Linked DNA regions of Mus musculus: region 1 is linked to region 2. The links are chromatin loops, found by intact Hi-C in ENCODE. Cell type or tissue: left cerebral cortex. All regions are shown on one strand.

What was found. Peaks named below come from ENCODE experiments on the same cell type or tissue, not always from the same donor. Only the 100,000 strongest peaks of a DNase experiment are listed, where the experiment ranks them.
Region 1: it touches region 2 in a loop (2.7-fold over the local background); 10 of 42 quality-filtered maps call a loop at or near these places.

Annotation. Positions count from the first base shown.
Region 1 is chr15:74,403,617-74,406,116 of GRCm38, reverse strand. No RefSeq gene overlaps it. Among named protein-coding and RNA genes, the nearest start is that of Gm19859, 4.4 kb to the right of the region's middle. In left cerebral cortex, no CTCF peak of the experiment used is centred here; a DNase peak (open chromatin) is centred at 1,063.
Region 2 is chr15:73,996,123-73,998,622 of GRCm38, reverse strand. Gm32405 (a long non-coding RNA gene) reads left to right here. Exons shown (of 3, transcript XR_384173.3): 2 at 1,055-2,500. Among named protein-coding and RNA genes, the nearest start is that of Gm32405, 2.6 kb to the left of the region's middle. In left cerebral cortex, CTCF peaks have their summits at 1,055 and 1,254; a DNase peak (open chromatin) is centred at 1,218; H3K27ac peaks cover 672 bases.

The DNA.
Region 1 (2,500 bases), 410 kb before region 2:
GACTCCACATGTGTGGTCTGACCCATGCGCTGCTTGGTCCCAAGGCTGGCTCCCAACTAGGTGAGAAGTTAGGTGAGACTACTCTAGCATTGCAGGCCACGCAGCATCTCTGCCAGATTATTTCAATGCAAGCCCCCAACAGGGACTGTCCATGTTCCTCTGTAGGAGGAGCATCCTGAGGATTAGGCTGGAATCCCTCCTTCGTGCCTTCAGCCCTTCCCTCCATCCCTCTTTCCCTCCCTCCTTCCACCATCACCTCCTCACAGCCTATGTGTCTGCCCAACCACATGACTCCACTGCCTGCAGCCTCGCTGTCCTATCCTGGAGCAACATGCACCCTGTCTGAATGCTCACTTTAGACAGTCCCTTCAGTGCCTTCTCTGGCACTCAGTTCGATACTTTCCTGCTATCCCTCTCCCTCCACTAGAATGTGTCAGGCAGCCAGTTGGAGGCAGTGGTGTGGTCCATTCTAGCTGTTGCTGCATTCCTGGCTCTGTCGTTAGTGACCACTGTGAGCGGAGGTGGGGATGTGGCTTTATGTGATGGGTTTCTTGGACGAGCTGCTTTAGTAAGGGGCTTCATGGCCAGTGTTTTTATGCACCTCAGCTCACACCAGGACCCCAAGAGAGTAAGCACTCAAGGTGGTGACATTATCAGAGTAAGACAGAGATGTCCTGTTGCCTAGCCCAGGTCACAGCTGGTGAGGCTGGGAGCCAGCACAGGCTGCCCACCTTCAGGATAGAACCATCCCAGCTATGATGTTGTCAGAGCATCCTGGTTAGTCCAGTCTCAGAAGAGGATTACTCCAGAGGCTGAATGCTAATAGCTATTCCACAAAGCCCAGCTCCCAGTGAGTCCTGATCCACATACGTCCTCCCGCCTCAGGGTGTGTATCCTGATGTATGAGAGCTAAGATGAACACACCCTAAGCTGCTGCCGGTGTGCTGCCACACATGATGACGACAGCTGGAGCCAGCTGTTGTGAGTGCCAGGCTCCCCATACCAAGCTCTCACCTGATGGAGATCCCCAACATTTGTCACCTGACCTAGGTGTAGGCTCTGAGAATACTAGCTGCTCTGTTGCCATGGCTACATGATAGGCTGGAGGACTGAGTGAGAAAATACAAGAAGGGAAAGACCTCGGAGGCCTCAGGGAGAGCATTCACCACCCTTCCCTGTGCTTGGCATGCACAGACAGCCCTCCACGGGAAAGGCTGGTCCTGCCTGTGCTAACTACACATAAACACATAAATAAACACATAAGTAAGCAGAAACTGGCTATTCTGTGGACTGGAGCAGTTGCCAACCTCCCAATTAGAAGAGGAGTTCTATGACAAAGAAAAATGTAATAGAAATTTCTTGTTTTTCTGAAAGTGAAGAGAATACATTGCATGTACACACACACACACACACACACACACACACACACACACACACACAGAGAGAGAGAGAGAAATAGATCTTATTATGTCTTAAGTGAAGTAGTTCCTTGGTGCCAGAGAAACAAGGTTCTGTGAGCTTCTAATGAGTTCTAGCTTTAGAAACAATCAAAAGGAATAATTGCACAACTTAAACACTAACTAAGTTGGGTTTTTTCCCCCAGTGTCCCTTGCTTCTACTCTCTGTTGCTCATGTTGGGGGTGGAAGCTGTACTGTCTGCACTTTCCAGCACACTGTCTAGGGCTGCTCTGTCCTAGGTGCCTGGGATCTGCATAGACTCCTGGGGCTTGTCGACTCCCTCTCTTCAGCCCTGACCTTATCTTTCACCAAAGGGCAGTAGGTCAACTTCTGCCTGGAATTGGCTTCTCGCCTAGCTCTTGCAGAGAGGTAGAATCAAGTCTAGACGTCCGGCACATGTCCCAGTGTGCCTGGAAGTCGGATCCTACCCGAGACTGAGGTCTTCCCAGTTAGCCAGTGATGGGAGAGACGCTGGTCTATGGCAGCTGCCTACCCTAGAGCTCTGTTAGGGTTTGATGTCCACCATCAGTGACAGGCCTAGTACAACATCCCAGCCCTGATGTTCCTGCCTAATTATGTTGACTGCTTCCTGCTCTGCATCCTTTCACAAATGATGGCTGTCAAAGAAGGGCACAAAGATGCAGATGGTACCACTCCCTCCACAGCAACTGCAGAGAACATGCGGCTGCCGGCCACACTGGCCCATCTTTTGGTGCCCAGTATTACCAAGGAAGTCTTCAGAGAAAGGGTGGCCTCCCAGTCTCCAGCTTTTAGACCACGAAACTGTCTAGCTTGTATGGAGCAAACACTTTTCTCTGCACAGCACTGGAAGGGCCTTTGATCACAAGAGAGGAAGGGGTCCTGGTCTGTGGTGCACATGAGTTGATGGAAAGGAAGAGCTTATGGTCTGTGGGAAGGAAAGTTGCCTGCAGTGAGCCACTTCCTCTCCCAATATCTGGTCAGGGGTTGCTTTTATTCAAGTTGTGGTTTCTCTACCCAAAAATGGGTGCCGCTCACAAGACAGTGAGACCCACAGACAGAT
Region 2 (2,500 bases):
AGACTGCTTTGTATACACAAAGCCATGATGGCTGAGCCAGGAAGAAGGTGGCAGGGTAGAGCCTTGAGGACTGGATGTAGATGAAGCTAGAAAGAAAAGAGCTGAACAGAGGCCAGATTACCGAAAGCTCTGCTATGAGTAGGGGAGGCAGCAACTCCAGAAGAGCCGTGCCTTAAAATCTAGGCCAAGAGAAGCAAACTCCAAGACTCAGACCCTGAAGCTCATCTTGCTTGGAGTGATCACATGTTTCTACTATATATTGTGTTGGGTAGCCCAGCAGACCTGAGTTCTAGCATTACACCCAGCCAGGCACTTACTTGCAACCCTGCAGGCAGGAGGAGATTCGTCCTCAACCAATCTCTTCAATGTACCCAGAGACCAGTGCCCCACAACCTGCTTTCCCCCCCCCATTTCTTACACCCAGACCCAGCACAGACCTCTATAGACCATGAATCAGGCAGTTGGATGCCAAGGACATGGGCACATCTTGGAACAGGACCAGAGCTACCAGCAGTCCAGTGTCCACTGAGAATCTTCACCCCTGTACTGCCCCTGGGGTGCAGCTTACTCTTACAGAAGCCAAGTAGGAAATCATACTGTCTCTGACTTCAAAAACACTTTGAAAACTGAAAATTACTGCCAAGCTATTAATACAGTTTATCTGTAGGCGCCCCGTGTTGTAGATAAAGCGCTTTGACCTTCCCGGTACCCGGAAAAGATACCGTGGTAAGCCGTTTCCCTGCCAAAACCACAGTTCCCCAGCACTTAATCGTATTCCCAAGGTCAAATATGAGGGGAGGCAAGGCTGGCCTAGGCCACTCTGGACCTGCTGGGGCTCCTGGGGCCCCATCCACCCACTGACACCTGCAGGTCCTCCTAGGAATGATCCTACCCAGCGCCCCTGGCTGAGCCCGCACCTTCCTGGCTTCTTTTTCACAGCCTGGGTAATTGGCATAAGAAGCACAAATACTTTGTTCAAATGCTGGGAAGTGGAAAATTTTCTAATCTGTCAGGCAAAAATCTCCCTTTCTCCTTCTGCTTTTTCTCCCGACAGGAAAAGACTGCATTTGGAGCCCTTCAGATGCAGATGTGTGAAGACTTTGGAAGCGACAACTGGGGGACTATGCGGCTTCTATTGATTGGAAAAACACACAGCCCGGGCCCTTTGCATATCACAAGTAGCATTTTTTTTTTCTGGGTTTGAGCAGGTTTGGAAAGTCAGCCGCGGGGCCTCAGCGCCCCCTGTGAGCCGGAGACAGTATTGCAAAGGAGCAGGGACAGGCAGAGGCTGAGGTGGCTGGCTGGAAGAGGCAGCACCCTGAAGGATAGGTGAAAGGCAGGTGCACTCACTTGGTTTTCATCCATTGGAACGCTTGGGAGAATCAACTCACCTTCTCTGTTGTCAGCAGCTTATGGCCACTCAAACCCTTCTGACCAGGACACATGCCCAACCTCCCAGAACCAATTAGGAAAAACTGTAAACTTGGGGTACAGTCTTGAGCCTCACGAACAAGCTGTGTGATTTGAAGGCCGGGAGACTTCTCGATACACCACCACACCACTCCCACTCCACCTCATGGTAGGTACTAGAACATAAGGGCCAATCCGAGGATGGCCTCACAGACCATCCGAATGCCTTTGCCTGTACCAGCCTCCTTGCATGTGATGGATGGACAGAGCCCCTCCCTGTTGCCTCTGAGTCCCATCAGTGACAGAAAAGGTCACACAACACCAAAGACAAAAGGATGCCCCTTGTGTGAACAGGTATGGCCCCTGCCATCTCCTGGGACCAGGATCCTTTGATGTGAGCTCCTATGTTTGTGGCTCTGCCTGCTTGCATCTGTGGACAAGCAGGAACAGAATCCAGATGTGCCAATCTCCAGGCTGAAAAAAGGGGGGCTCTCTGCAATGGTTCATCCCTGGGGAGATGCAGGAGAGTTCAGGAGCAAAGCAGGTGTCAAAGAGGGTCTGGTCCTTGCTGTCTGAACGTAGGCCCCATCCAGCCCCATCAACTCCTGAACTACTCACTCTCTCCCACCCCATATGTAGAGCTACCAAAGGCCAAGGACACAGAGTTAGGATCTAGACTTGAAGTGATTCCTCTTGACATATCATGTGGACCTGGGCCTACCAGCTGTTCCTTTGGAGAACTAGGTCTCTGGCACTATACCGTGAGACTAACATCAAGGGTGCGTGTGCTGGTAATCGGAGTAGGCATCATGTATCAGCTCTGAAAGATCGGGTATCTGTGTACCTCTCTCTATGCCCTGAGGCATCTCTGGCTCTCTCATGGGGAACTAGGCTGAGAGAGACCACAGCATGCAGGGGTGACACGAGATAGCTAGAGTGCCATTCTCTATGGCTCCATAGCCAGGTATAGCACATTGCCACAGCAGTCTGCCTCCCTTTCTTCCAAGGGGTATTCACAATATTCCCAATTCTTTATCTCCTTCTAAATGGCTTCCCACAGACCAGACAACCAAGGGCATCTCTAGGCTTC